Regions from separate parts of the Homo sapiens genome. Here region 1 is linked to region 2. Evidence: chromatin loops called from intact Hi-C (ENCODE). Cell type or tissue: PC-3. All regions are shown on one strand. Links, peaks and the distances in the headings refer to the core of each region. The heading gives the core; the rest is flanking DNA.

What was found. Peaks named below come from ENCODE experiments on the same cell type or tissue, not always from the same donor. Only the 100,000 strongest peaks of a DNase experiment are listed, where the experiment ranks them.
Region 1: it touches region 2 in a loop (8-fold over the local background); 2 of 110 quality-filtered maps call a loop at or near these places.

What each region holds. Positions count from the first base shown.
Region 1 is chr1:81,107,337-81,123,866 of GRCh38, forward strand. No RefSeq gene overlaps it. Among named protein-coding and RNA genes, the nearest start is that of LINC01781, 580 kb to the left of the region's middle. In PC-3, for the core only: a CTCF peak has its summit at 7,059 (motif pointing right); no DNase peak of the experiment used is centred there.
Region 2 is chr1:81,173,101-81,189,630 of GRCh38, forward strand. It overlaps LOC105378813 (a long non-coding RNA gene), which reads right to left and starts at 4,747. Exons shown (of 2, transcript XR_947531.2): 1 at 4,647-4,747. In PC-3, for the core only: no CTCF peak of the experiment used is centred there; a DNase peak (open chromatin) is centred at 6,331; H3K27ac peaks cover 722 bases.

The sequences.
Region 1 (16,530 bases), core at 4,886-8,885, 66 kb before region 2:
TTCCAGGCCTTTTTTGACTGGTAGATATTTTATTACTGATTCCATTGCAGGACTTGTTTTTCACCTGTTCAAGTTTTTGCTTTCTTCATGGTTCAATCATGGGAGATTGTGTGTTTCCTAGAATTTATCCATTTCCCCTAGATTTTCTAATATGTGTACATAGAGTTATTCACAATAGTCTCTGTGGATTTTTTTGTATTTCTGTGGGATTGGTTACAATGTCATCTTTGTCATTTCTGATTATACGTATTTGGATCCTTATTTTTCTTTATTAATCTAACTAGCAGTCTCTGAATCATATTTATTCCCTCAAAAAAGCCACTTTTAGTTGATTTTTTGTATGAATTTTTGCATCTTACTTTAATTTCATTTGTCTGTAATTTTAGTTATTTTCTTCTGCTAGCTTGGAGGTTGGTTTGTTCTTTTTTTTTACCCTCACTTCCCCAGATTTTTCTAACTTCTTGATGAAGGTATTTGGAGCTATAAACTTTCCTTTTAATACTACCTTGGCTGTATCCCAAAACGTTGGTAAGTTGTGTCCCTATTTTCATTAATTTCAAATTTTTTTATTTCTGTCTCAATTCCATTGCACACCAGGAGTTATTCAGGAGCAAGTTATTTAATTTTCATCTATAATTTTAAGAGATCTTCTTGATACTGATTTCTGTTTTTAATATACTGTGGTCCAAGAGTGTACTTGGTATGATGTCAACTTTTTTAAGTTTGTGATTCAGCATGTCATTTCATTATGCTTAAGAACCATTGCTGGGGAGCTAGTGGGTTTGTTTGGAGGTTAGGGGACATTCTGGCTTTATTGCCAGTGTTCTTGCATTAATCCTCTCTCATCTGAAAGGGATGGTATTCCTTTAGTGTAACAAAAGTTGACAATAATCAGTTGGCTTCATTTCTGGATGTTTTCAGAGGGTTAAAGTTATGTACATAATCTGGATTTGTGGCTAGTTCTTGTCTGTGGTTCCACGGTAGTGTATATTAGCAGAATATTTTTTGGTGATGTAGTTTGGGCTGCAATCCAGTAAATGATGCTTAAGAGTAATGGCTAGCAGATAGGTTCTTAGCCATGCAGCTCTTTTGTATTTCCTCACATTCACAGGCGTGCTCTGCAGTGTAAGAGAACGAGATGACCACCTCACCAAGTTCATTCCTGGGCTTCAGGTGAGCTCCCTCCAATCACTGCTGGTGTGCCCACATTTCTTTTTTCTTTTTTTCCAAGAAGAAGTCTCACTCTCTCACCCAGGCTGGAGTGCAGTGGTGTGATCTTGGCTCACTGCAACCTCTGCCTCCCAGGTTCAAACAATTCTCCTGCCTCAGCCTCCCGAGTAGCTGGGATTACTGGCGCCCGCCACCACACCTGGCTAATTTTTGTATTTTTTTAGTTGAGACGGGGTTTCACCATGTTAGCCAGACTGGTCTTGAACTCCTGACCTCGTGATCCACCTGCCTCAGCCTCCCAAAGTGCTGGGATTACAGATGTGAGCCACCGTGCCCGGCAGGTGTGCCCACATTTCTTTGGTAGGTGTTCCAGGATATGGGGCTTCCTTGGGAAGAGTCCCCCGCAGGGAAACAAGCCACATCCTTTCCAGACCAGCCCTTCAGAGAGAAGTACGTTCCACTTCCATGCCAGCCCATGAACCCCTGTGTTTCACCCCTCTCAGTGCCCTGAGAGTGCGGGACTCTACCCTGCTTAAGTGCTGAGTACAGATCTTGGCTTGGCATTCCCAAGCTGTGTGCCATAGCCCTGGGGCACAGGGATCAGCCGGCAGCTTGGGGTAGAGCTCCAGCTGCACTGGGGTATCCTAAGTGCTCCCAGGTTTTTGGGAAACTACTCAGGTGGAGCAAAGCACCCAGGCTGGACAGTGGAGGCTGCACTGTGCACCACTCCTACAGGACAGCTAGGCAGGGGCCCTGAAGGGCTGGCAGGCAGAGGGCCTATAGAACAAATATACCCCGCCCCGCAGAGCAGCCAGGCCCACTGTCTCCGAGTCCAGCAGTCAGCTGGGAGCTAGAGCTTCTCAGAAGGAAATGTGGAGCCATGGAGGGTGAGTGCCCATGGCTGCATCCCACCAGAGCTGTCTACACACAAAAGCCCCTGGGCGTGATCCACATTGGAGGAAACCTGTCTCTGCCTACTCTCTGGGTAGAGCCCCCTACTAGCTCAAATGTCCATGGGGAATGTGGAGTCCCCTGTAGCGAGGATCCCAGAAGTACATGGTAAGAGTGAGCTGTGACTCAATCCCTTCATTCACCCCTTCCCCAGGAGCCGTTTGGGGTTGGGAACTAGTCTTAGCATTCAAATACTCCATTCAGTGTTTCCAGCTTCCTCCCTCTTCAGCTCCAGAGTCTGCATTGCCTCTCCATCCACTCTCAGTGTTTTCTCTCCGAATACCTGCTCAAATTATGTTGGTTTACTCAATATTTTTGTCTCCCTCAGTGAGAGCAGCACTTCCTGGCTGCCTCTAGTCAGCCATCTTGTCCCCTTCCCCTCAACATTGATTTTTATTCAAGGTTAGAATCTGAAGGAGAGCCTCCTATCAAGGATTGGCCAACTCATAGTAGAAGAAAAAGAGAGATGATGGAGCCACATAACGGATCTTAAAGTTTCTGCTAGAAAGTGCTTATGTCCCTTTAATTTACATCTCATTGACAGAAGTCACATGAACTTCCAAGTCTAATTTCAATGAGGTGAAATAGTATAATCTTTTCCCAAAGAGGAACAGCAAATATTTTTAATAATGTAATCTACAGCCCCGCAACATACCAGGCTTCTCTGGGTCCCCCAGATCACTCTCTGGCAGCAACATGCACATTTCACATACACCACCTCATCAAGGTATGGTGAGCAGACACAGTAGAGAGTTCCAGATTGGTGGAAAGACATATAGCTTCCTAATGACATATCTCCAAACACATTTCAAGCTCAATTCTTACAGTTCTAAGAGACCTCCCCCTAACATTTGCAAGGCTAAGTCAAGAATAAAATGGAGGCTCACATATTATAAATTTAAATATTTAAAAGTTATAAGACATGCTACCAAATGATTACATAAAATATGCTCTAACTTATGCCCTAACAAATAAGTCTTCATTAAGACTTGAAAGTTTAGTTCCTCATCAGAACATGACAGAGCAGAGAGAGCTTCCCCAGGCCCAGGTCTCAGGCCAACTTTGATGGGTATTATCTTCCCACTGCTATCTTTCTGACACACTCAAAAATGCCTCATGCTCATACATTAGGACATTCTAGCCAGCCTTCTCATGTTTTATCCACATCTCCCACATCTAAGGCTGCACTCACCAGCAATAGCCCATAGTGTGGGAAAAGGCGCACACAGTATTTGGGGACGAGTTCAAAAACACATGGGTTGGAAACTCAGGAGCTGTGGACCCTGTAGCATGGTTTAGAAGGGTACACGTAGGCTGGGTGAGCAGATCTCTTTGGACCCAGGACCCCTCACCAATGGGGAAGGTAACCCAAATAAATGCCAAAATGGAATGGGGGAGGGGGACCCTCAACTATGATCTAAGAGTACTAAGTCAAAATAAACTTTAGAGGATATACACCTAAGTTACATATACATCAAAGTATAATTTCACATGTTTGTGTATGTCAGTAATAGAACCTAGTCATAAAATGATTCTACAGGAGGCCGGGTGTGGTGGCTCAAGCCTACAATCCTAGCACTTTGGGAGGCCAAGGCAGGCGGATAACTTGAAGTCGGGAGTTTCAAACCAGCCTGACCAGCATGGTGAAACCCTGTCTCTACTAAAAATAGAAAAAATTAGCCAGACATGGTGGCACATGCCTGTAATCCCAGATAGTTGGGAGGCTGATGCAGGAGAATTGCTTGAACCCGGGAAGTGGAGGTTGCAGTGAGCCGAGATCACACTGCTGCACTCCAGCCTGGGCGACAGAGCAAGACTGCCTAAAAAAAAAAAAAAAAAAAAAAAAGATTCTACAGGTACAAATTTATAGTTAGATCAGAGGAATAATTTCTGGTGTTCTATCACACAGTAGGATGACTATGGATAACAATATTGTTTTGTATATTTCAGAATAGCTAGAAGGGAGGATTTTGAGTGTTCTCAACATAAAGAATTGATAAATATGAGGTGACAGATATGCTAAATACCCTGGTTTAAATATTACACAATGTATACTTATATCAAAATATACATTGTACCCCATGAACTGTACCCCATAAATATGTGCAGTTATATGTCAATTAAAAACATTTTTAAATAAAAATCATCGTAAAGATACTAAAATATGTTTTAAGGCTATCTTCCTTCTCACTTCTGTTCGACTGCATATACTAACTTCATCCATTATGATTGGTCTCACCTTTGCTTACCTTTGAGCAAAACTGACCCACTCAGGGGGTGCTTTAAGCAACTCCTGTCCATTTTACAGAATATCTATTTCTTTGGGAAAGAATTCCTTGAAATTTTCATATAAATAATTATCTTTAATATTTTTTAAAAAGCTTTATTAACAAAAGTGTGCATTCTTTTAAGACCTCTATATCTACTACTTAAAGTAATGTCTATTTGTCTTTGCAAATAACTCAACACAAATTCTGACTTTTGTCTAAGAATATCCTAACAGATCAGGATGTCCATGTCAGCGTGGTGAGTCACTAGTGATTTTTCTTCCTTCTTTGGCATGATAACCACCCTGTGATCAGGGAGTTGTTTTTTGTACATAACTGTCCAAGCTTGCTTTCTTATTAGCAAGACTCTGCCTATGGCTAATATAAAAATGTTTTTCCCTGGGTGAAATTAAATGAGACTCCATCTGTGGCCTCACTAGTACCCAAACCTCAATTTCTCTTCCGCCAACATCACCTCCATAGAACATGTGCATAAATGAATAAGTACTATATCTGGTGAGGCTGGCAAGTCCTCTTTAGAAAAACAAAGGAATTACTTTACAAATCTGAGTTATGACATGTGAGTTAGAAATTTGCCTGGTATGAGAATATCCAATTTTAAGTTTCTTGTCCCTCACTAGCCAGGCAGTTTTTAAGAAAACTGCCAATTTGCTTTATTTCATATGTACTTAATTTCTTGATTCTCAAACAGGGAAAACGTGAAACAGAAAACCTCACATGTAACCAAGCTGAAACAAGAAAGACAATTACTTTTCCCTAATGAAATGTTCTATTTCCTTACTTTGCTGTTTCATTAATTTCCCAACTTCATTTTATGCTGATCTAGATTTTAGTAGATTTCCCGGAACACAACTTGAGCAAAAGACATTTGAATTAATTCAAAAAAAATTATGTATCTGTGGCGCTTGAGGTATTTTTCATGAGCTGGGTAATGGTAAAAGGCAATATCCACGTTTCTCTGCCACAGAACTTGTCATTTTAGAGCTGAGGTGGTGTGGGCAGATTAAAATAGGCAAAAGAATAAGAATTAAATATAGTTATAATTATGACAAATAAAAAGATAGAATGACTGAGGGGCACATAACTTTTCAGAAGCCCTCTCTGAAGACGTGAGATGTGAGCTAAGAACTTACAAAAAAGATGAAGCAACACATGTGGATATTTGGAGGGAGTCTCAGCCCCCAAAGTCAACATCAAGCACAAATGCTCAAGAAAAGAACAAGTTTGGTGTGTTCCAAGACTGGAAGAAAGTCATTGTGATGGGAGCATAATGAACAAAGGAAGAGTGGTAGGAAATGAGGAGGGTTGATTACCCAGGGGTTGAATTAACTAGGCAAATACAAGGAGAGTTCCATGTTATTTTTAGCAGGAAGTCACCGGTGGAATTTCAGCTGAGAAGCAATGTGATCCAATATATACTTTTAGGAAATGGCTTTGGTTGCTGAGTGTAGAATATATCTTGAGCTAGGTTATGAAGGAATGGGTGATAGGGTAGGAGGGAGTGAAACCAGGGAACCAGTTAAAACACTGATATTTCTGACTTCAAGTCTTCACATATAGAACAATAAAACAGCATCCATACTCTATGTTCACTGACTTTTCTTCTTGGCCTTTGATCTGGGTTCATAGTTTGTGCTCCCCTTATATCATGAAGTCCCTTACATTTGCTGCATTTGCTCAGAGCTCATCCTCTCAACCCTTGTGCAGAAGAATTTGCAGAATTTTCCTCTGATAAAGGCACAGAGCAGTCACCTGGAATTACCAGACTCCTTTGTCCAGAGGGATGACAGTATTCAAAGAAGCTATGCACTGTTTTCCAGAACTTGCTAAATATTATCTATAAGTCAGTAATTTTAGATAATAGGAAGATATAATTTATTTTTACCTCTTTCTGGATTAGTCATTTTAAGTTCTTAAATTGTAATTGATGAGAAAACCAACTTCATGGACATGGAAATTCCTTCAGGCTGTGAAAGAGCAAAAAAGCCAGAAAAAAATCTGATTTTTTAATTGAAATTATTGGATACTGGCAGCTGGGTAGCATTAAGAGGATTAGAAACATGCCTGGTCTTCTATTTAGTTTTCTGTCCTTATCATACATGTCCAGTCCAATTTCTGGAACATTACTTTTGTTGTCAGTTATTAATCTTTCTGAGGTGGAACAGTTTGTGGTTTTGGTTCAGTCAATAACTTCTTTGGTAGTAAAATCCTCTCTAAAATGCAGTGACTCATGTGTGTTTTTTAATTTTATTTCTGGCTGGGTATTGCAAGCTTCCACTTTGGTAAAGCTGTGGTAGGGACCAAATCCATGCTGTTTATGAAAAAAAAAAAAATCTCTCATTTTAGTAGATAGAGGAAGGTGTTTCCCATTGCTGGGAGGTGTTGGGTGATATTTACATTTCTTTTCTTCAAAAATCTCATCATTGTGTTTTCTGTGCTTTCAAGGGATAGGTTTAACAACAGAAACGAGATAGTGGTTTAGACTGAAAAGAATCGTAAGCAGGAAGAATATTACCATGTTTTCTAACAGACACTTTCTCTGCATCAAAGCTTGAGTCTACCAAATTATTGAAAGGAGCATTTGCAACACCAAGCCTCAATAAAGAATAGAGAAAAAAAAAAAAAAAAAACTCAGGGCAATGTTACCAGTGGAGGGCGTCCAAGTTCCTGGCGGCTTGAACAAAGAATTGGAAAAAACACACAAAGAAAGAAAGAATGAAGCAGCAAAAGCAGAGATTTATTGAAAATGAAAGTACACTCCACAAGGTGGGAGCGGGCCTGAGAGTATGGGCTCAAGAGCCTCATTACAGAGTTTTCTGGGGTTTAAATATCCTCTAGAAATTTCCATTGGTTACTTGGTATGCGCCCTATGTAAATGAAGAGGCTGAAGTAAAGTTACAAAGTCATTTACTCGGTTTGCGCCCTCTGTAAATGGAGAGGATATTTGCTATCATAGCTGAAGTGTTTCCATTTGATTTACTTCTAGGAAGTCAACGTGAATTGGCCTTATGTTTCCTGCCTCCAGACCCCATTCTCCTGCCTTAGTATCTTTTTGAAAGATTTTGTAAATTTCGTTAACTACTACAATTAGGTGGACAATACCATTACAAGGAAAATTTTTAAAGTGTGTAAAGATTTGCTTGGATCTCTGTCATAGTCGTCTTCTTCCTTTCTTAAGACAGCTCCCTTATTCTTGAGTCCAGATAGCCAAGCACTCACTTATCTTCTCTAGGAGCTACTATCCTTGCTTTCAATTTAGCCACAGGTAATTTGATATATGTCAGTTTATGTATTAGATGCAAACTATGAATGTTTAATCCTAAGCAGCCAATATCATCTTTGTGCTTACAAGTTTCTTGACCAAATCTTAGGTCTAGAACAATGCAATCTATGGCTTCTATGGCTGAAGATGTAGAATTTAATGCAAACATTGTAATGGGACAATTGTTGACTACACCCCGTATTAATAATATTTTTTCCCATGTTCCAAACTAATTAATGCAGTGAAAAATTCTAGATGCTGACTGTGGACTCTGGATCAATTTGCTTCTATCAATCAGTACCTCTAATTCAGTCCATGTTCAAATGACCTTAAGAAAAGAATATCAGTACCTATATCTTGTCAAATGCAGGGTTTTTTTTGTAATGAACCAGGATAGGCTAGGACTGTTCTGCAGTAACAAATAACCCTAAAATGTTAATGTCATCAAACAAGAAGAGCTTCTTTCTTGTTCAGGCTACATGTCATTGAAAGCAGGCAAGGGGTGTCTTGCTCATTAAACACAATATGGGATTCAGGCTGAATGACGAGCCACTATTTCCAGCAGTGCCACTTCCTGAGTCCATGGAAAAAGAGCTTCAGGGAGCAATTAAAATGTTCTAGCCTAGATGTGACATACTCGGAGCTCATTGGCCAAAAGTAGTCACATGGCCTCAAGGGGCAGGGGGAGGGGGCTATGTAGATTGCATGCCAATTGCAGGAAGTACAATTCTACATATGTCCTAGAGGAGGGAGAAGCAGAAATATTTTGATGAACACCTTATTGATTACCACAGCACTTCACTACTGGCCTGCCTGAAGGCTTTCTGTGGACTGCTTCATTGAGTTCCAAATACCTGATTCCTTTCTAGCAACTTAGCCTAAGGAATCAGTCCTTCCTGGAAGACTATCCTATAAAGGTTGCTGATCCAAGGAAGGAGAAGGTAGCACATCACGTTGGCTTTTTTACCTGAAATTCTGATTAGTTAGGACATATAGGCTGGTATTGGTATCAGTCTCCTTCCTGACACTTGCACAATAGCAACTCCATGAACTGACCTGCCAGCATATATCCTAACGCTGGTAGAGACAGCACTTTGTTGTCCTATGTCTCTGAGATTTCCCACAGGGAAACTGAGTGTTCCTGGTACTTTCCTGGCATCCTGGAACTTCCGCTTCTCTGCGAAATACTTCCACACCAGGAAATAAAACACCATTAATAATCACTCATTTGGAAGGTGAACCAGCTAGAAAACATTTTCTGAGTTGTGCCCTAGTTTTGCTCAAGGGGATTCTATTGATCCATTCCCAGATATTCTGTTAGGTTCCTCAGTTTTCACTTCAAAAAATGTAAACCTTAATCCCAACTTCACTGTCTAGTGGGTAGATATGTATAAATTGCTGCAGTCCAGACATTCACCAGAGATAGAAGCTTGCATTATTTGCTACCTAAAATGATTAGGAACTCAGCTAAGCCTTTTTCTTTCTGCCTTCATTTGTTTTAAAAGCCTTTTGAGGTGTAATTTACATTCTATAAACTACACATATTTAAAATGTACAATTTTATGTGATTTGACTTATATAAACACCAGTGAAATCATCAATACAATCACAGAATGAACACATCCATCATTCTCAAAAGTTTCCTGGTGCCCCTTTTTTTTGTTCCTTTCTCTGGTCCTCATCTTCACCTGTCCCCAGGTAATGCATGATGTGCTTTCTGTCACTATAGATTAATGTTCATTTTCTAGAATTTTATATAAAGAGAATCACAGTGTATGTACTTTCTTGTATGGCTTCTTTCACTCAGCATAACTATTTTGAGGTTTATCCATGTTGTTACACATACCAGGGATCAACTTCTTTTTACTGCTGAATAGTATTCCATTGAATAAATATATCACAATGTGTTTATCCATTTACTTGTTAATAGACATGCATGTTGTTTCCAGTTTTTTAATACTACATATGATTCTGCTATGGACATTTGTATACTGATCTTTGTATGGACATATGCTTTCATTTTCCTGAATAAATACCTACAAGTAAAATGACTAGGTCATTTGGTGGAAGTATATTTTTTAAAACTGCCAAGCTGTTTTCCAAAGTGCCGTATTATACCATATTCTCAAAAGCACTGTGTGAAAGTTCCAGTTTCTATAATTTATCTTCCAACACTTGACATTGACAATCTTTTCCATTTGATAACATTACAATACATGTGTAGTCATATTTCCATCTGGTTGTGATTCGCATTTCTCTAATGACTAATGAGGTCATCTTTTCATATGCTTATTTGCCACTCAGATATCACTTTTGGTCAAGTATCTGTTCAAATCTTTTACCCATTTCCTTTAATTATTTTCTTTTCTTATAGAGACTCTATTTTTTGTTTAAAATATTTAAATTTTGGGACAATGACAAACTTATACAATGCTTTGTAGAAGTATACAAAGACACAGTTGTCCTCACCCATTGAAGAATAGTCAACCTGATGCTGCATCACCTCTTAATACATTAATATGTATTTCCTGCAGAAGAGATTATCACACATAACCACAGCACATCCATCAAATCCAGGAAATTAACATTTGTGCATTATTACCGTCTACTATTCAGAACTTACCCAAGTAAGTTTGGCCAATTATTCCAATAATGTCTTATAAAGCATAAAAATTCAGTTCAGAATCACGTATAGCCAGGTATTATGTAATAGCCATGTATTTTTAGTTTCCTTAAATCTACAACATTTCTTCATTCTTTTTCAGCCTTTTAGGACTTTAAAACTTTTAAAGAAACCAGATCATTCATTTTGTAGAATGTCCTTCAGTTTAGGTTTCAATCCTGGTTGCATGTTTTTGACAAGAATATCACAAAAATAATGGTGAACTTTCATGTTTGTACATTATTTTTTTTTCAAAACACCTTTATTGAGGTATAACTGACAAACAATAAACTGCTCATACTTAAAGTATTCAGTAAGCTTTAACCTATGTATACATTGTTACCAAAATCACGATAATAAACACACCCTTAACTTTCCCAAAATGATCCTGGAGCCCTTTGTTATACCTCTGCTTCAGGCCTTCTCTCCCAACCTCAGACAACAAATGATCTGCTGTCACTGTATATTTGTTTGCATTTTCTATATAAATGAAATTATATAGTATGCACTATTCTTTGTCTGAATTCTTTCACTTGACATACTTATTTTGAGATTCATTCATGTTGTAACGTGTGTCAACATTTATTCCTCTTTATTTATAAGAGAATATTCTATTGCATGGTATAACACAGTTGTTGGCACCTGTTGATGGACATTTGGGTGGTTTCCACATTTTTACTATTAAAATAAAGCTGCTATGAACATTCATGCATAAGATTTTGTGTGGACATATGCTTTTATTTTTCCTGGGAAAATACCTTGGCATGAAATAGATGAATCATATGGTAAGTGTATGTTTTACATTTTAAGAAATTGCCAAATATTTTTCCAAAGTAGTTGTGCCATTTTACACCACCAGCTGGGTGAGAGATCCAGTTTCTCCACTTCTTCACCAGCACTTGGGAGGGTCAGACTTTTAAATTTTAGCCATTCTAAAAGGTGAGCAGTGGATCCCTTCATGGTTCAGTTTGCATTTCCACAATGACTAACAGTGTTGAGAATTTTTCTGTGTTTATTTGTCATCCATATATCATGAGCTGTTAACAAATCACTCAAAATATGCTTGTTAGCAAAATTTTAATGTTATATTCATAATGAAAATCTGTGGTTCTGTATGACAATTCCCTAGGGCTTTTTTTTCTTTAGAGGTCAGGGGAGTTCAAAATGTGTTTTTTTTTTTAATTCCTTATCATCAGTGGTACATGCCTCTGCACTGAATAGTTGAAAACCTAGTGCCCCTTTCTGTTGGAGCTCTTCAAAATTACAATTATTAAAATACAAAAAGACCTAGGTATCTCCCTCAAAGTATTTTTTATGGATGCTATAATTTGTTGCTATTTATTTATTTACTTCAGTATTCAAAGCTTATGATTAAAAGCAGAGTATGGTTATCAGACATACAAAAGTAAAGACATTTCCCACATATTCTGTTGGCTTTCTTTCTCAAATAGCAGTTTTTTTTTTTTTTTTTCAGTCAAGGCTATCTTAATGTCCTCAGAGGCATTGAATTTCATGATGCTACGTGCTAGGAGGTGATTCTGGAAATAAAATATCTAACCAATGTTTTAGGTACTTTGGGATACAAAAATATGAACAAACCTGTTTCCTCTTTCTCTTTTGCACACAGCTAAACTACAATCCCAATTGCCCTTTGTAGTTGGGAATGGTCAGGTGATTAGATTAAGTTTTGGCCAATTGAATAAAAATAGACATAATATGTGCCTCTTCCAGATCTGCTCATAAAAATTCATCCCATGTGATCCTCAGCATTCTTTTACCTTCCAGGATGATCTTGTTAAAAGCATTAAAAATTATAGGTCAGCAAGATGGAACAAGACTGAGCACCTGAATCATCATTTGGAGGCAAACCACACATGGATCGGGAATACCAATTTGGTAGATTATGTGAATAATTTCCATTGCCTTAAACCACTGAAATTTGGGAACTTGTTTGCACAGCAACTAGAGTTATCCTTACTAATGCAGAAGTCACTAAGGTCAGAAAGATACATCAGTAATAAAGTTTCTACATTTTTCTACTGGTACTTCTTTCTCCATTTTCGGACTTCAGGCTTCAAGCCCCTGATGGAATGCTGAAGCCCACTGAGACAACAGTGCTTAGAGTTTAATTGAAAGGCGTAACTACTGTGCAACAGTCCTTTTAATCAAGATGTTAAAAGGAAATTTTATTAAACTGTGATTGAATATATAAAATTAAGATGTAATGCATTTTAAATATATTAGCTCAAATTGTAAAATATTAAATTAAGATTTAATATATTAAATTAAACACAGATTAAACTAAATTGAAAAAAATGCTTTTAAAATCTCAAATACACCAGAGAAATTATTAACCATTTTATTTAAAAGTGAAAATCTAGCAAGTACCAAGTGATAAAAGGGGGAGTTTTCAAGGGAAACTAGTTGCACTGGGGACATAGCAGTTGCTCCCTGAGGTAAATGAGACTATTGAAAGACTAAAGCTGACATTTGATTCTGGATTAAAGAGAATAAAAGCAAAATGTAATGACACGTTGAATTCCACCAGAGCCCATGAGATACCAGTGGCAGTGCCAAACCTGACTTTGAGCACATGGCTCATCTATTTAGAGTTATTCTCTTTTCCCACACCCAACATAAAAACCCCTTGAAAATGATTTTGTTGTTTGTGCTTATATTTTTGTGAGACAAGCTGGCTCTCTGCTGACACCAACCCTTAAGTCTAGCAGGAAACTTTTCACAGGAGGAAAAGAAAATAGAAAGAATGGTATTTAAAACTAAAAAATGACATTATTGCATTTTTCCTGTTTAACCCTGAAGATAAATAAATGCAAATGTACTTTTTTACTAAACTTAATAAGTGCTGGTGCAACCCTTTAAATAGATGTTGCTTCATCCAATTTTTACAATGGTCCTATAAGAAAATTATTATTTTTACACATGAGGAAATTACAAATCAGAGAGGATAAGACATTTTCCAAGAATAAAGCAGCTAGAAAGTGGTGTAACCTCACCCAAGGCTTTATTTTATTCCAAATTCCATGCTCTTTCCTCTTCCCATTAATGCAACACTGTGTGTGTGTGTCTGTGTGTGTGTGTGTGGTGTCTATGCTGGACTATGACAGTGGTATCTACGCTAGGCTACAACAGTGGTCTATATTATGGCTGAATTACATCTGTGAAGGAAGTAAGAAAATTTTCTCAGAGGGACAAGTCATAATCTGTGCATAATCACAGATGATAATAGTAAATAATAATTATAGCAGTTACCATTTATTAAGCACTAAATGGTGTGAGACACAATGATAAATACTTTGCAATACTTCATTCGATTATCTGAACAATTTATAAAATCAGAGAACAGCATGGGGGAAACTGCTCCCATGCTCAAATTACCTCCACCTGGTCCTTCCCTTGACAATTGGGGATTATTATAATTCAAGGTGAGATTTGGGTGGGGAGACAGAGCCAAATCATATTGGCATCTATCTTATAAAAATGGCTTAAAAGTATTTGTTGAATAAATTAGAAAACCAAATAATTATCAAATGTCACATTTGTACTGAACATATATTCGTGCTAAAAAAAAATGCCTAAAAAATAGAAGACATGGTGTCTATTTCAAGTAGCTGACAATCATCCAATTTGGTAGTAATATAGAATAGTATAAAGACATAGAAATAGATTCGAATTTGAAATTCCACCTTTGCCAATACCAGAATTGAGAAAGTCATAATTTTTTTGGTATATGTCTTCACGGCTTCCCAAAGCCAAAAGGTTAGATTATGTAATAAAAAGCTAACTTCCCACTCTTACAATCTGTCACTGCCCTCAAAGCAAGTCAGTTCGTGATAGCACTATGCGGTTTATATGTGTAAATTACTGGCATTTAGCAAGAATTGGTTTAAAGGATTTGCAAATTACAACAGATTCCGCTTCAGGAAACAGGCTTATGAATCTGTTATTTTTGAATGGTTATAAATAGCAGAAAGGTTGATCTAGGCATTTTACTTTTGTGATTTTATTTCATCTTAAACCCTGAGTTTCAATCTTCTCATCTTTATAATGGAGATTCTGTGAAGAAATAAAAAATCTTAACCAGAAATAATCACATAGTAGATGCTAGGCAAATGTAATTTTCCTTTTCCTTTCTGCCTCCAATTGTTTTCTTGTGCCATCTAAAGACATCTAAAAGTAATCTTTGTCCCTCTAATTCATTACATACAGACTGATGTTCAAAACATTTAACAGCTAATAGAGCATCAAAACTGACCAATCAAAACAGGACCCTGCCTTCTTATCAGACATTCAGCTCCAATCAGTCTTCAGGGGCTGGACAGCTGTGTTCATTCACTTACCTCGCTGTGACTGAGCAATGGTATGGTATGGTAGCAAAGCTTTAATATTCCATCCGAAAGTCCAATTTTAAAATTCAGCATTATCCTTGAGCTTCACACTTTTCTCAACACCAACTTTTACCCTACTTATTTTCATTAGAAAATTGAAAAATAAAAAAAGAATATTTTCTCTTCATTGCAATCATGAAGATTCAGCCCAGCAACAAATACTGATCAAGTGCCTATATTGTACAAAGCAGTATACAACTGACTGCTGGTAGAAATGAGAACAACTGGCAAAAACGAATGCTCAGAATCTGTAGCTTGATTCCACTATAGTAAAATAAGAAATTTCAGCATCTATAAATTATGATAGAAATGTAATTTCATGAAATTTTAGGTAGCGGTCAATGGTTCTCAATAATTTATCAGTATAGATTATTTAAGTTTTGGCCAACAGCTCTAAAATCTGAAGTATGATTCAATTAAATTATTTAAATAAAAATGATTTAGCCATAAAATGATCAAAAACAGTCTTAAACATTGTGGGATATAATCTTCTTGATTGACGGTTGTATGTGTGTGACCCCTCAGGTTTTATTGTCGTCCCACCAAATATTGTTACACAAATATTTAGACCAATTTATCGAGGATATTTTTGTCCTGCTCCTCTATTGAATAACGTAAGACAAAAGTGTTGCTAAAGAAGTTAACAAAAGACCATTGCTGATTATGACACAAAGGCATTTCACATTTCTTAAGGAACGGGATAATAAAGGAAATAAGTTGCTAATTGATCATAACTTGGCAGAAAATTGCTAAGAATACAAAAACTACTTAAGAACAGAGAAAAAAACCTTATTAATGAAATGTCACAAAATATCACAGTTCATTAGTCCTAACTTCCTGATGTCTGCTGAGCTAACTATAGAATTTAAAATAATTTCTTTTATGCATATGTATTTTAAAATACCAAAAAATCTTAATCATCAAATTCACTAAATATGAAAATTAATAATTATTGAAAAATCAATTTCACTATATCTTAAAGCTTCTTACTTGAAGATTATAATGTGCAAAATATCTAAATTCAACCAAATTAATTATTATGAAGCAGCTTTAATTTTCATTCTTGGATTTACTGAACTCAAGAAAGTATTTGGCAACCTGTTTATGAGTTATGTATATTGTAATTAAAGCTGTAAATGTATTAATAAGCACATTTATAAAAATTATAATGGTGTGTGTTTAGAATCTTTGATTTTGTTAACCTTAAAGTTGCAAGAAGAGTAAAAACCTCTTGAAAGTACCATAACTTTATAACTTCATTTTATTCTTTATTTCTTTGTAGTACTTAAGTAATGATTTTCTTGGTCGGTGGTAGCAGGATTTTTCTTATTGCACAAGCTTTCATGTAGATGAGACCCTTTTTATTCCTTAAGTGTCTTATTCTTTTTGAACTATTATAATTCTGAGATAGGCATTAAAATTAAATAAAACAATGGAAATTGTGTGTGGAAATATCGACGTTTGGTCTCACCAACACTATTTTCTTATTTTTGCTTAGAAACAAAGGGAGAATAACGTGTTAGATTCACTTACTTTCTATGTCTCTTTCTAAATCCTGGATCTCTAAGTCATCTGAAATGAAATCAAATAACAAATAACATGGTTTGACTCTGTGTCCCCACTCAAATCTCATCTGGAATTGTAATCCCCATGTGTCAGGGGCGCCTGGTGGGAAGTGATTGCATAATAAGGGCGAATTTCTCCCTTGCTGTTCTAGTGATAGTGGGTAAGCTCTCATGAGATCTGATGGTTTAAAAGTGTGCAGCATTTTCCCTGATTTCTCTCTCTCTC
Region 2 (16,530 bases), core at 4,712-8,711:
AGATCACTTGAGGCCAGGAGTTCGAGACCAGCCTGGCCTATATGGTGAAACCCCCTCTCTATTAGAAATAGAAAAATTAGCCATGCGTAGTGGTACATGCCTGTAATCCCAGCTACTCGGGTGCTGAGGCAGGAGAATCACTTGAACCTGGGAGGCAGAGGTTGCAGTGAGCCAAGAGTAAGAAACACTACACTCCAGCCTATGCAATAGAGCAAGATTTAAAAACAAACAAACAAACAAAAAAACCCTGTCTTCAAGTTCACTGATTCTTACTTCTGCTTAATCTGGTCAGCTGTTGAAGCTCTCCATTGCATTTTTTTAGCTTATTGATTGACCTATTCAAATGCAAGATTTCTGTCATATTCTTTTTTATATCTATCTGTTCTCCGAATTTCTCATTTAGATTATAAATTATTTTTCTAATTTCATTGAAATGTCTCTCTGTATTCTCCTATATCACACTGAGTTTCCTTAAGATCATTATTTTCAGTTTTCTTCAGACAATTCATAGATTTCTGTTTCTTTGGGATCAATTACTGGAAAATTATTGTGTTCCTTCAGTGGTGTCATGTTTTCTGACTTTTTCATGTTTTTGTGTGTGTCCCTATATTGATTGCGCATCTGGTGGAGCAGGCACAACTTCGAAACTGTACAGAATAGCTTTTGTAGGGGAAGATTTTCACCTGCAGATGTGACTAAAGCTGCTAGCTGAAGAGGGTACGTGGCCTTTGGTTTGGGAATGAGCACAATGGTATAGTCTCCATGCAGCTTTTTTGGTTGTGACCAATGTCAGCAATAACTGCAGGTGCCTCAGTGGTCTAGACTGTATGAGTTTGTGAAAGTAGTGATGGCAGTATAGGTTATTAGGTTTCTGGTGGCAAGGGATTTAGGGACCCTCCTTTTCTTGTCTTCCCAACATTGAGGAGTCTTATCTGAGAGAATCACTCTAGATGTTGGGTCCGACATGTCCCACCAGCAGCTGCAGCAGTTCTGGGATCCAGGGCACAAGTGCTCAGAGCAGTTGTGGAGTCATGGTCCCGGGCTCAGAGTCTTGCAAAACTACTATAGCACCTGGGACTTGAGGTTCATGTTTACTCTTCATGGCATAATTGGATTCATTTATCCCACAAACCTCTGTTGCTCAACAGCTCAGGCCCAGGGAGCAGGGATTTAGCTGTGGCTCTGACTCTGTGGGCCAGGACACTGGCATGGCTCCAAGAAGGGGTGCTCTGAAAGCTCAGGGCCTGGGGAGCATGGCACATGTCTTAGTTCATTTTGTGTTGCTATAACCTAAAACCACAGACAGTACAAAAATTTATTCTCTCACAGTTCTGGAAGCTGGGAAGTTTAAGATCAAGACACTAGCATCTGATGTGGACCTTCTTACTATGTCCTCTCGTGGCAAAAGACAGAAAGGGAAGAAAGGATGAAGCTGAGTCCTCAGGTGTCAGAAGGGCAGAAAAGAGAGAACCCACTCCCACAAGTTCTTTTTATATCTGTATGAATAATCTAATTATAACCTAAACACCTTCCATTAGACCCTGACCTCTAAACACTGTTGTATCAGGATTTAAGTTTCTACCACATGAATTTAGAGGGGATGCATTTAAACCGTAACAGTGCAGCTGCAATGTAGGACCCAGAATCAACAGGGTATAGCATCAGTTCAGGCCCCGGCAGATAAATTATCATGCAACTGTGACTCTGGCCCTGGGATGATGGGGCAGGGCAGTAGCCCAGGATTTGTGAGGCCTGAACAGCAGCAACAAGAACTCAGGAATGGCAAGCTGCATGTGTGGCTTGCACCTTGGGGGACAGGGAGCCACACAGAGATGACTCTACTTCCCAGGAATGTGAAGCACCTCATCAGCTCAGACTCTGTGCAGGGCTGGTCCAGTTCCAGGAAGGTGAGTAACTTTGACTGATCAGCCTGGAGGGCAGAATGGCTCAGCTCAGCCAAGGCTTTCATTCCCTTTGACATCAGGTGCCACATCTGCTCAGCCCCAGAAAGCACGGCTACACAGGTCAGTTGAGGCTCCAATTCCACAGGAGGTAGTGTGCCATGATGACTTGAGCACCAGGAGTGTGACTATTCTGGTGTACCAGGGGTGTGAGGTAATAGAGGATGAGACACCATGTTGGCTGTGATAACAAGGGGATGACTGTTCCCATGTTCCAAGGTCTAGAGTCTCCCAAGGGACAGAGTGCTGGGTCAACTCAAGCACTAGAGGGCATGACTGCTCTGGTGTGCCAGAAGCCTGAAGTCCCTGGGGGGTGTGACACTGTGTTGGTTTCAGCACCCGGGACACAACTGTTCCAATGTTGTCAAGGCTCAGGACCCCAAGGAGGCAGGTTGCCAATTCAGCTTGAACCCCAGGGGGCAGGGCACATCAGCAAGGAATAGGAAGATGGAACGCTTTGCAGTGCTTGGACCCAGAGAGTAGGGCATAGCCTCAGCATGGCTCAGGGATGGCACACTACCAGGGGGGCATGGTGCCATGGTGACAAAGCCTCAGGGGTGCACCCTTAGAGGTGTAAAATCTACTTTACCCCAGAGCAGGACATGCTCTAGCAATGGTTCCAGCTCCAGGACAGCATCTCAGGCCATAGGTTGATGGGGTATAGCGTAAGCTACTTCTCTGGGGATAGCACAATGTGTGGACTCTCGGGAAGTCCTTCAGCTGGGCTCAGAGCCTGTGAGGACTGCAGAAGTCTCCTATAGTGAAGTATAGTGAGGTGAAGATAGCAAGTGTCCACAGTAGTGATGGAGGCTGCTGGGTTCCTCTTATTTATCTTTTCCCATAGGGAGAAATTTCTCCTAGTTCCAAGCTGATCCCAACTGGGGGAAGGGGTGGCAGAGGCAAAGTGGATTTTTCCCCTTTCCTATACAGCCATCCTGGATTTCTGTGCTCGGCAGGCTTTCTGCTACTCCTTTGCTGTTCCCCTGTGCTCTCCTTTAGTTATTTTGGACAAAATGTTGTTCTCTATTTGTTGTTTGGGGATTTGTGTGTGTGTGTGTGACAGGGAAGATAGGTAGGAACTTCCAGCTTTTGTGTTGCTCTAAAATTAAGAACATTTATCTATGTGCATATTCTGATACATAAGTAAAAATTCACACATTTACAAATATGTATAAAGAGGCAGATTTTCAAGCATGGCTTTTCTTTAAAATCCATGTAACGTCTACTTCACCTTTAGTTAATAAATGAATTCATCACCTGCCTCCACTTTTGCATTTTTTTTTTCAGTTTTGTTCTATAAATCTTTTTATCTATTTTTCTTTTGTTACTCCAAAGTTATACAAATATACTACCTTCTAAATAGATCAAAATTATATTTATTATTTTATTATTGTCATTTTGGAAACAAGGAATATAGCAAAGAGATTTGAAAATTTGCTTTAGAATAAATCAAATGTTCTAAGGTAAACTGCAATGTCCGTATTGACTGCATTCATTAGTCAGTATCAATTTTGGACTCTATTTTGTCTATCCAAACCTAAACTTTGATATTTACAAAAGTTAAGGGTCATATTTGTATGCACTCTTTAGTCTTATTTGTGATCAATAATGTCCTTGCTCCTCAGCTATTCAAAAATGAATGTTTCAGGACACTGGGGACAATGTACCTTGAAGTGAGATTTAACTATATGCCATTGTTCACAGTACCTCCACTGACAAGCGGTAACTTACTTCTCTAAGATGAATACAAAAATATTTAGTCGTAGTAACATAGAATAATTATTTCAACTGTTTTCTCTCCTTGGGGGGAAAAATATACCTAAACTATTATAACCAAACAATCTTCCTTCATTGGGCTTATAAAGTAATTAATTTGGCATGCAAATCTTAAAGAGAGAAAATGGAGATTAGAAAAGAATCCATGATTGTATTTACTAATCATACCCATTTTCACTTTTTTTTTTTTTTTTTTTTTTTTTTTTTTTGAGACGGAGTCTCCCTCTGTGGCCCAGGCGGGAGTGCAGTGGCGCAATCTCGGCTCACTGCAAGCTCCGCCTCCCGGGTTCACGCCATTCTCCTGCCTCAGCCTCCCGAGTAGCTGGGACTACAGGCGCCCACCATCACGCCCGGCTAATTTTTTTTGTATTTTTAGTAGAGACGGGGTTTCACCGTGTTAGCCAGGATGGTCTCGATCTCCTGACCTCGTGATCCGCCCGCCTCGGCCTCCCAAAGTGCTGGGATTACAGGCGTAAGCCACCGCGCCCGGCCTCACATTTTTTAATTATTAAATCTCCCTTAAGAATTTGTTCTCCAATGAAGAGAAACATAAATTATCAACAATTCTAAAAACAGGTTTGTTAAATGTCAAAGTATTCTTACCATTTTTTTCTTAGTTGTTGCTCTTGTAGCTAACTGTTCTCTTATTAAGTACACAGATATGCTGGAAACATAATGAAGGCTGACCTTTCAGTTGTAAGTGCGCCTTAAAAAGATCAGTTCTACAGGGCCTGCCATCCATTTTTTGCATGGTTGTTGAAAAGGTGGCAAAAGTCTTATGCAGAACAAACTTCTTTTTAGGCTTTCTTTTTCATATTGCTTCTTGCATGAAATAGCAAGGCAAAGAAGTGCAGACTTACAAATCTCATTCATTGAGTATGAAGTATACAATATATATTATGCTCTTACCATATGCCTTCACTGTTTTACACACTGTGGATACTATTGTGTCTGGAATTGGTGGGTTCTTGCTCTCACTGACTTCAAGAATGAAGCCGCAGACCCTCGCGGTGAGTGTTACAGCTCTTAAGGTGGCGCGTCTGGAGTCTGTCCCTTCTGATGTTCAGATGTGTTCGGAGTTGCTTCCTTCTGGTGGGTTCGTGGTCTCGCTGGCTCAGGAGTGAAGCTGCAGACTTTCGCGGTGAGTGTTACAGCTCTTAAGGCAGCGCGTCTGGACTTGTTCATTCCTCCCCGTGGGCTCGTGGTCTCGCTGGGCTCAGGAGTGAAGCTGCAGATCTTCGCGGTGAGTGTTACAGCTCATAAAAGTAGCATGGACCCAAAGAGTGAGCAGTAGCAAGATTTATTGCTAAGAGCGAAAGAACAAAGCTTCCACAGTGTGGAAGGGGACCCGAGGGGATTGCCAATGCTGGCTCGGGCAGCCTGCTTTTATTCTCTTATCTGGCCCCACCCACATCCTGCTGATTGGTAGAGCCGAGTGGCCTGTTTTTTCAGGGCGCTGATGGGTGCGTTTACAATCCCTGAGCTAGATACAAAGGTTCTCCACGTCCCCATCAGATTAGTTAGATACAGAGTTTCAACACACAGGTTCTCCAAGGCCCCAGCAGAGCAGCTAGATACAGAGTGTCGACTGGTGCATTCACAAACCTTGAGCTAAACACAGGGTGCTGATTGGTGTATTTACAATCCCTGAGCTAGACATAAAGACTCTCCACGTCCCCACCAGACTCAGGTGCCCAGCTGGCTTCACCTAGTGGATCCGGCACCGGGGCTGCAGGTGGAGCTGCCTGCCAGTCCTGCACCGTGCACTCACATTCCTCAGCCCTTGGGTGGTCAATGGGACTGGGCGCCGTGGAGCAGGGGGTGGTGCTCGTCAGGGAGGCTTGGGCCGCACAGGAGCCCATGGAGTGGGTGGGAGGCTCAGGCATGGCGGGCTGCAGGTCCCGAGCCCTGCCCCGCGGGAAGGCAGCTAAGGCCCGGCGAGAAATCGAGCACAGCGCTGGTGGGCCGGCACTGCTGGGGGACCCAGTACACCCTCCGCAGCCACTGGCCCGGGTGCTAAGTCCCTCATTGCCCAGGGCCAGCAGGGCTGGCTGGCTGGCTGCTCTGAGTGCGGGGCCCGCCAAGCCCACGCCCACCCGGAACTCCAGCTGGCCCGCAAGCTCGGCACGCAGCCCCGGTTCCCGCTCGCGCCTCTCCCTCCACACCTCCCTGCAAGCTGAGGGAGTGGGCTCCAGCCTTGGCCAGCCCAGAAAGGGGCTCCCACAGTGCAGTGGGGGGCTGAAGGGCTCCTCAAATGCTGCCAAAGTGGGAGCCCAGGCAGGGGAGGTGCCGAGAGCAAGTGAGGGCTGTGAGGACTGCCAGCACGCTGTCACCTCTCACTATGGGAAATGAGGATTCTTGATATAATAGAGTGTATATTTTGGGGAAAAGCAGAAGTGAGATGGAAAATATAAGGATTTCAGATAAAGGCATACCTCAGAGATAATGTGGGTTTGGTTTCAAACCACTGCAATAAACTGAATATCACAGTAAAGTGAGTAACACAATTGTTTTGGTTTCCCAGTGCATATTGAAGTTGTGTTTACACTACACCATAGTCTATTACATGTGTAGTAATAGCACTTTGCCTATGAGGTAAACATGTACAAAGGTCAGGGTGGAGGCATGACTAACACAAGATGTTAAGAATGATATGAACGTGTCTTTGCTATTTCTGCCTAATGACTCAGTCTGATATAAAACCCTTTCTTCTGGTAAATGGTGGCATAGAGTATGGGATAGTGTGATAGCAAATTTGACCTTTTATTAATCACAAAATAAAAAACCTCTAGCTTAAGTTTGGAGATTTCTCAAAGAACTTAAACAGAACTGTCATTTGATGCAACAAACCCATTACTGCTTATATACCCAAGGGAATATAAATTATTCTGCTGTAGAAACTCATGCACGTGTAAGTTTGTCACAGCCCTTTTCACAATAACCAAATCATGGATTCAACCTAGATGCCCATCAACAGCAAGGACTTAAATGAGGCAAGAGGGTGCTAAACATTGAATACACATGGATACAAACAGGGGAATCATAAACACGAGGACTTACTTGAAGGTGGAAGGTAGGAGGAGAGTGAGGATCAAAAAACTACCTTCAGGTACCATGCTCACAAACTGGGTGATGAAATCATTTGTACACCAAACCCCAGTGACACACAAGTTACCCATGTAACAAACCTGCACATGTACCCCCAGATTCTAAAATAAAAGTTGGAAGAAAAGAAATTAAAATTAAAAATCTCTAGCTTAAAAAATTCTGATTATAATTTTAAAATATAGTGCACCAATTTTATAGCTGATACTTGGCTTTGCATTTGCTATTTTGATTTGAGTTTCTCTGATTATTAGTAAGTATGGACATTTATTTACAGAGTAATTAGCTACTTCTATTTTCTTTTGTGAATTATATGCAAGCATACCTAAGAGATATTGTGGGGTTGGTTCCAGACCACTGCAATATAGCAAATATTGCAATAAAGAAAGTCACATCTTCTTTTGGTTTCTCAGTACATATAAGCTATGTTTAAACTATACTGTAATCTATTAAGTGTGCAATAGCATTGTGTCTAAAAAATGTATATACCTTAATTTAGCACATTTTATTGCTCAAAAATGCTAATAATCACCTGAGCCTTCAGCTCAGCCTTTTGCTGGTAGAAGGTCTTGCCTTGATGTTGATAGCTGTTGATTGATCAGAGTGATGGCTTTTGAAGGCTGAGGTGGCTTTTCAATTTCTTAAAATAAGACAAAAGTGAAGTTTGTCATATGAAGTGACTCTTCCTTTCACAAAAGAGAGTCTCAACATGCAGTGCTGTTTGGTAACATTTTATTCACAGTATAACTTTTTTCAAAATTGGAATAAATCCTCTCAAACTTTGTTGCTGTTTCATCAACTAAGTTTATATAACATTCTAAGTTCTTTATTGTAATTTCTACAATGTTCACAATATCTCCATCAGGAGTAGGTTTTATCTTTAGAAACTACTTCCTTTGCTTATCCATAAGAAGCAACTACTCATCCATTCAAGTTTTATCATGAGATTATAGCAATTCAGTCACCTCTTCAGGCTCCACTTCTAACTCTAGTTCTCTTGCTTGTTACTACCATATCTGCAGTTACTACCTTCACTAAAGTCTTGAACCCCCTCAAAGTCATTTATGAGGGCTAGCCTTAACTTATTCCAAATTCTTGTTAGTGTTGTTTTTTTACTTCCATAAATCACAAATGTTCTCAATGACATCTAGAATGGGAAATCCTTTCCATAATGTTTTTAATTTCTTTTGCCCAAATCCAACAGAGGAATTACCATCTACAACAGCTATAGCCTTACGAAACATATTTCTTAGATAATAAGACTTGAAAGTCAAAATTACTCCTGATCTATGAACTGCAAAATAGATATCATGTTAGCAGACATGAAAATAACATTAATTCCTTGTACATCTAGATCAGAGGTCTTTTATGACTAGGTGCCTTTTCATTGACCAGTAACACTTTGAAAAAAAAAATCTTTTTTCTGATTTGTAGGTCTCAACAGTGGGCTTAAAACATTCAGCAAACCATGCTGTAAACAGATGTGCTGTCATCTAGGCTCTGTTGTTCCATTTATAGAATACAGGAGCACAGGCAGACAGGATTTAGCGTGTTCTTAAGAGCCTTGGGATTTCAGAATGACAAATGATCATTAGCTTCAACTTAAAGTCACCAGTTGAATTAGCCCCTAACAGAGAGCGAGAGTCAACCTGTTCTATGAAGCCTGGCATTGACTTCTCCATGCTACCCATGAAAGAACTAGCTGGCGTCTTCTTCTAATACAATACTGTTTTGTCTACATCGAAGATCCGTTTTTTATTGTAGCCACCTTCATCAATTATCTTTGCTAGATCTTCTACAGAACTTGCTACAGTTCACCTTGGAGAAGTTGAGGGAGACATCAACACTTGCTGCTTTACCTTGCACTTTTATGTTAGAAAGACAGTTTCTTTCCTTAAATCTCGTGAAGCAAACTCTGCTAGTTTTAAACTTTCCATTTGCAGCTTCTTTACCTCTCTCAGCATTCATAGAATTGAAGAGCGTTAAGGCCTTGCTCTAAATTAGACTTTGACTTAAGGGAATTTTTTGACTAGTTTAATCTTCTATCTGCAACACTAAAACTTTCTCCATATCAGCAATAAGGCTGTTTTGTTTTCATTCATGCATTCACTGGAGTAGCACTTTTAATTTTCTCCAAGAGCTTTTTCTTTGCATTCACACCTTGGCTGTTTGGCACTTGAAACCTAACCGTTGGCTTGTCTCAGCTTTCAACATGCCATCATCAGTAAGCTTAACCATTTCTAGTGGTTGATTTAAAGTGAGAGACATAAGGTTATTAACTGGCCTAATTTCAATATTGTGTGTCCAGGAATAGGGAGGCCTGAGGAAAGGAAGAAAAATGCTGGAATCACCATAGCAGATATAATAATAATAATAAAGTTTAAAATATCGTGAGAATTACCAAAACGTGACACAGAGACACAACGTAAGTACATGCTATCGGAAAAATGACGCCAATAGACTTACTCAGCTCAGGGTTGCCGCAAACCTTCAATTCATTAAAAAAAAAAAAAGTTATTTGCAAAGCACAATAAAGTGCAATAAAGTGACTTATGCCTATAGTGACCATTGCTATGAAGAAAATTGATAATAAAAATAGGATAGTGCTAGGCATGGTGGCTCATGCCTATAATCTCAGCACTTTGAGAGGCTGAGCAGGGCAGAATGCTTGAGCCCAGGAGTTTGAGAGCAGCCTGAGCATCGTGGCGAAACCCTGTCTCTACAAAAAAATACAAAATTTAGCTGGGCATGGGTGGCACACACCTGTAGTCCCAGCTGCTCAGGAGGCTGAGGAGGGAGAATCACCTGAGCCTGGGAGGTGGAGGCCTGCAGTGAGCCATGATCAGACCACTGCGCTCCAGCCTGGGTGGTGGAGTAAGACCCTTTCTCAAAACATTTAATAATTAATTAGTTAATTAATAATAATAATACGATGCAGCTTGATTGGGTAGGAGGGGAATCCTACTTTAAAAAGGGAAGGTAACTGAAGATGTAACATTGAGGCTGTCATCTGAATAATGAGAATGAGTTAGCCAGGCAAAGCTCTAGCAAAAGAGTTTTCCAGACCTAGGGAACCAAATGCAAAGGCTCAGAGGTAATAACAAGCTTAACATATGTGAAGAAAAGAGAGATGGGGAGAAAACTGACAAATTGCAAGACATGGAGAAAATGAAGCCAAAGAGTTCGTTGGAAGCCAGATTAGAAGAGCTTGAAAACCTAAATTGGAAGATGGGATTTTATTCAATCCAAAAGTTTTTGTATGGTTTTAAGCCAAAAAAAAAATGCTATGGTAGGGTTTGTATATTTAAAATATCCGTTTGTTGATATGTTAAAGCGGGACCCTAGGGAAATGAAACTAAAAGAGAGATCAAAAAGCTACAGAAATAGTCCAAAAAAGAGATGACAGTAACTTTAAGTTTCGTTGTTAAGAATGAAAATCATGAGAAGTAGCGTGTTCAGGAAGTGCTTGAGATAGAGTCCAAAAAACATGCTGATGTATCGTGTGTTAGGAGAGAGGGAAATAGAGGAATCAAATATAGCTCCTGAGATTAGTATACAAGCAATTTGTTAGATGATAGACCCATTAACTGAAGTAGAAAACAGTGGGGGAGGAGACGTTTAGAAAGATGTGAAAAACAAGAATTCTGCCTGTTGAAATGGGGTTGCCCTCTCCAACTTGAGGATGATGTAGACATAAAACTCTAGCCATGCTTGATCAACTTTAGGGAAAAAAAAATTGCTACCTTTAAAGGAGTACTAAGCACACTATATGCCTAATCACAATTAATTCTCACAACATTGCTATGAGAAAACTGCTGACATCATATTCTTTATACAGATGAGAAAATTAAGATTTAGAGAGGTTACATGCATTGTGAAAAAAAAAAAAAAAAAAAAAACCCAGCAGTGGGCATTGAAAATCTACATCCAAATTTGGCTGACCCCAGAGCCCAAGCTCTGAAATACTATGTGTCAAGAAAAGGACCCCTAGTACAGATAAAGTTTACCAAAATTCCAAGGAAGAAAGCCATTTCCAAGTCTCTGGGGAATGGATCTGGATTCAGGAGGTTTTCGTCATAAGAATAAAAATGGGATCTAGAAAGTCAATCCTATATCAAAGGCGGAGTAGTAACAAATTGTCTTTTGGCTCATTCCAATAGCCATAGCAGACTAAAGAAGATAAATTTCCTTTCCCTGTGAAGACTGTTCCAAGAACAAGAGATAGCACGTAATTTGCCACTTGGCTGTTAAGTGGTTCTGGTTGCGTGGATTGGAAAGATGCTAGTTCCAGGATCATTCAGTCAGTCTGAAGGCAATTTCCTCCTTTATACTAGTCATCACTGATTGGGCAGAACATAAATAAGTTGCCCAAGCAGTTGCTTCCATCAGACCCTCACCAGCTCTAATGCTGGAGAGGATATTGAGAAAGAAATAGTTAAACCAGCTGGGCATGGTGGCTCATGCCTGTAATCCCAACACTTTGGGAGGCCGAGGCGGGCAGATCACCTGAGGTTGAGAGTTCGAGACTAGCCTGACCAACATGAAGAAACCCTGTCTCTACTAAAAATGAAGAATTCCCCAGGCGTGGTGGCGCAAGCCTGTAATCACAGCTACTCGAGAGGCAGGAGATTCGCTTGAACCCGGGAGGCGGAGGTTGAGGGAGAGCTGAGATCGCGCCACTGCACTCCAGCCTGGGCAACAAGAGCGAAACACAGTCTCAAAAAAAGAATGAATAGATAAAAATAAAAAAGAAAAGAAACAGTTAAACCAAGTTATCTTAAGAGTTGTGGTTGAAGGAACACATGTTTAGTATTTTTATATTGAAAATAGCCTTTCCATATTTCTCACCAATTGGTAGATTATTTCCTCTTTGGATAACCTTTAGAAAGAGATTTCCTTCTAAAAGGAGTCTTAAATATATCCCTTAGGCTGGGCGCAGTGGCTCATGCCTGTAATCCCAGCACTTTGGGAGGCCAAGGCGGGTGGATCACCTGAGGTCAGGAGTTTGAGACCAGCCTGACCAGCATGGTAAAACCCTGTCTCTACTAAAAATACAAAAATTAGCTGGGCATGGTGGCACACGCCTATAATCCTGGCTACTCGGGAGTCTGAGGCACGAGAATCACTTGAACCTGTGAGGCAGATGTTGCAATGAGCTGAGATCACGCCACTGCACTCCAGCCTGGGTGACAGAGTGAGACTTTACCTCAAAAAAAAAAAAAAAAAAAAAATCCCTTAAATTATGATAAAGTGGAGACTGGTAATCACTACATGAGGCTAGACAGAGCACTAGATTTGAAAGATAAAAAATCAATTTTAGGACTAATAAATAAGGCCACAAGACATTTCATAATACTTGGAAGAGTAATCTCAGCTACACCATAAAAGTACTTAAGGTCCTATTCCAATTCCTTAAGTGAAGAGACTTAAAAATTTATATCTGGACTACATACTATAATCTATCAATATGGCATAATCAATTAATTACATTGTTTATTAATCTGATACTAATTAGATAATTCATTCGACAGATAATACCTAATAAGACTCAGACACTGTGCTGGGTGTTGGATACAATGCTGAAGAAGATTTTGACCTCTTGAAGTACACAGTTTGATGAAGGAGGCAAATAAACAATGTGTAATTGCAAATACTGATAACTGGGAAGAAGAAAAGAATAAAACTCAGTGGGAGAGAATAATGAGGAAGACTTAGTTTAGATTGGTTAATCTAGGCAGGTTTCTTTGCAAAGGACCCAGTTGGGGAAGAAGGAATGAAATGCAGGCAGTTAGAACAGCTCATGCAAAAATCAAGAACCTGGTGAAATTCAAGGAACTGAAAATCATGGGTGTGGCTGGAGAGAAGTGAAGGTAGAAGGAGATGGATTTGGAGAATAGGAAGCAAGCAGATCATGAAAGGTCTCATTAAAACATGTGGGCATTTTAATTGCTTGTTTCTAAATGCAAGAAAAATCAAGAACGCAGCACAACCTGATAGAGGTTCTTAAAAGACCATGCTGGATCTTATGTCAATAGTGGATTAACAGAGAGCAAGATTAAAGCTAGAGAGACATACTCTTAGGCTATATTTTATATGGGGAATCTTGATGGTGGCTTAGCCTAAGAGGTACAGTTGCAGTAGAGATGGGGAGAAAGGTGTGGATTAGACATTCATTTTGAAGGTAAAATAAACAAAGCTCGGTGATGTATCACAGCTAAAGAGGAAGAAGTGGGTAAAAAAGAGCAATTTCCAATTTTTAGCCCTGAATCCATGGGTAGATAGAATTAATACAAAGAAAACTGACATTGTTTTAATTCTATTATTCAAATTCAGTTATTCTTATTAAAATTTTTATTGTTTTGCCAAATAAAATGGGAAAAATTATTGATTTCATTTTTGGCTGAGAGAATGAAAGGCACTTTCTGCGGTGACCTCAGATAAAGACAGCAGCCAAGCTTTCTGTCTTGGAAGACTTTCCTCTTTGTCTTCCTGGGGAATTAGTAATAGAATTCTTGTCCAATTCCTCAAGCCCAGGCCTGCAGGGTGAGCCTGCTCACAAAAGAATATTCTGGGAGGATGGAGTGCAGAGGCATAGGGGACTGCCCTGAGCTAGGAGAAGTGGAATTGGATTCCTCAGGAGTTAAAGGGGTTCTTTTGACAATAGTGACAGACTCCCATTCACCCAGTTCCAAAAACAAACAGAAACTTACTGCGGGTTCTTAACATCTATCCTTCCATTCATTGAGACAGCAAGTCCTAGAGAGCAGTCTTCAAATTAAAATTTTAGCATAAATTTAAGTAAGTTTATTTCTGATAATAAGGAATAGAAAATATAAGATCCTTAAGAGATAAAAGAAAAGGTAGTGTTTTGTCAAAATAAAAAATAACTCAGGCAGGGCGTGGTGGCTTATGCCTATAATCCAGCACTTTGGGAGGCCGAGGCAGGCAAATCACCTGAGGTCAGGAGTTTTCGAGACCAGACTGACCAGCATGGTAAAACCTTGTCTCCATTAAAAATACAAAATCAGTCGGGCATGATGGTGCATTCCTGTAATCCCAGCTACTCTGGAGGCTGAGGCAGAAGAATCGCTTGAACCCGGGAGGCGGAAGTTGTGGTGGGCCAAGATCGCGCCATTGCACTGAAGCCTGGACAACAAGAGTGAAACTCCATCTCAAAAAAAATAAATAAATAATAACTCATGTTTGATAAAATTAGTTTTAAAAGCCACTGAATCTGAAAAAAAGGCACAAACATTTATTAATAAACTTTTTTGATGTATCTTGATAATTTTGATAGTCCCACAGAAGATTCCAGTTACAGTGAAAATAATTGACTCTAATCTCTGCAGCTTTGGCTGTTACAAATTCAGAACATTCCCAAATGGGCCCTGAGATCCCAGTGCTAACATCAAGCTTAACTCTGAACAGAAATATTTTTAAGGTTGAGAAAAGTAGGAAGTCTTACAGTTTAAAATGCCTTGAATATTCACTAGATGTTTCACTGAAATACCTGAGGTCTTTATATTGCAGGGTAAGGCATAATAGCAAATCACGGTAAGGGACATGGGTTTCTCTTATAAAGTGAAAAAACCACTGTGTATTCAGGTTTCTTCTCTGGATAATCAGTTCTAAAAAAGGATGTGTATGGAAGTTGAGGTTCTGAAAACTGACTCCCTTAAAAATATCTATGCATGCAGATCTCTTAGAAAGTTTATAATTTCCACCAGTTTGAAGACTTTTCCTGAAGACCACACTGTCTCTAGTACACAATCTTCATTATTACATTCCCAAAGATTGAGAATTTGATGAACTTGAGCCTTAGTGGTACTGTATTATTATTGTGCTATCTCTCAAGCTGGTGTCTACCTTTGAAGGTAGACATATTGAGTAATATTGAGTAATTGAGTAATATTGAATAAATATTGAGACATATTGAGTAATAATTTGTGTGAAAATACTTTAAAGTTTTGGTGTGAAAGATAATATGCGTGATACAGTACATGGTGTATGAATACAGTTGAGACAATAAATAAGTTGGATAAATACAACAATGTACATAAATCTAATCTACATAAAGTCCTCCTCAGCATTTTTGCATATAAAAATATACCTGTAAAATATTAACAAAAACAGTTCTCTGCAGTTTCAGTGTTATGCATTTTATGAGTTTTCTCAGGTTTCATGATCCTGTGGACATTTCTGATATAATACTTGCATTTTCAAGTAAGATAAATAGCATTCTTTCTTTCTTTATCTTCCTATCTTTCTTTTTGTGTGTGTGTGTGTAACTTAACAAGGCTATCTTTCTTAGAGCTACCCAATTACCAAAAGAAGAAAGAAAGAAAAAGAAGAAAAAAAAGAAGATATTTTTAGTGTAGTTATTAAGAGAATGCCAAAAAAAATCTGTTTTTTGTTTAACAAGTTTTAGATTCTTCAAGAGCAGAATATATTAGAGACACTAACATGATATGTGTGTATACACATATACATATATATTATACATATATATAATATTTTAGTTTTGCATTTTTTATGCTCTTTTAGAAATGAGAAATTGAGCTTGGGTCCTATGAGGTAGATTATGGTTATTAAAATATGCCCCTAGGCTTAACTTCTCAGTTTTTCTCTCTTGTATTAACCTGGTGTGTGTGAGTGTGTGTGTGTGTAACTGTGAATCCTTACACATGCACTTAGGCTAATTAGAGCAGAGACATTTTTATGCTCTACATTCTGCCAATTTGAAACTAATTCTGAAGCTGTTCCTAAATGCAATATATCTGATCTAAGTGTTCCATACATATACTTATCAACTAGATATAGATACTGAACTCAGATATAAGATACTTAAGTTCAGTAGGTTGTTTTGCATAATGACTTCAAAGAATCTTCCTTCCACCCCTGAGTATCTGACTTGAATTGAAATTCAAATTTAGCTTTATTAGAAAGGTTTTATAGGAAGGTTAATTAAGTTTTGACCCTCTTGAACCCTGATTCTGGGAAGATTCTATAAAATATTACACTTATGAACAGTTGGTCAGCATATCAGCAGCATTTATTGAACATATTTATGAACGGAACACTAAGGGCTATAGATAATTGTGAATAAAATGAAGAATTTAATTCCTTTCCATAAGAAAGTTATTATCTAATGAAAAAAAAGTAGAGTATATATTCAACTAAATGTCTCCCACTTATATAACAATAACCAGAAACCATACACACAAACTCAACATAATAAGAAATCAAGAAAAGTAGAAATTTAAAGGATTAAAAAAAAAGACAAGAGAAAGTGCCCACAGCAGGGCGATAAATGTTCTTCGTGGCTGGGCGCCGTGGCTTACACCTGTAATCCCAGCACTTTGGGAGGCCTAGGCAGGCGGATCACGAGGTCAGGAGTTAGAGACCAGCCTGGCCAACATGGTGAAATCCCGTCTCTACTAAAAATACAAAAATTAGCCGGGATAATGGCAGGCGCCTGTAATCCCAGCTACTCAGGAGGCTGAGGCAGGAGAATCTCTTGAAACCAGAAGGTGGAGGTTGCAGTGAGCCGAGATCATGCCACTGCACTCCATCCTGGGCGAAAGAGTGAAACTCCGTCTCATCAAAGGAAAAAAAAAATGTTGTTCACTCTCTGCTTGGTTAAACCTGGCTTATTGGATCAGTGGAGTTGAAATTGGAAGAAATTAGT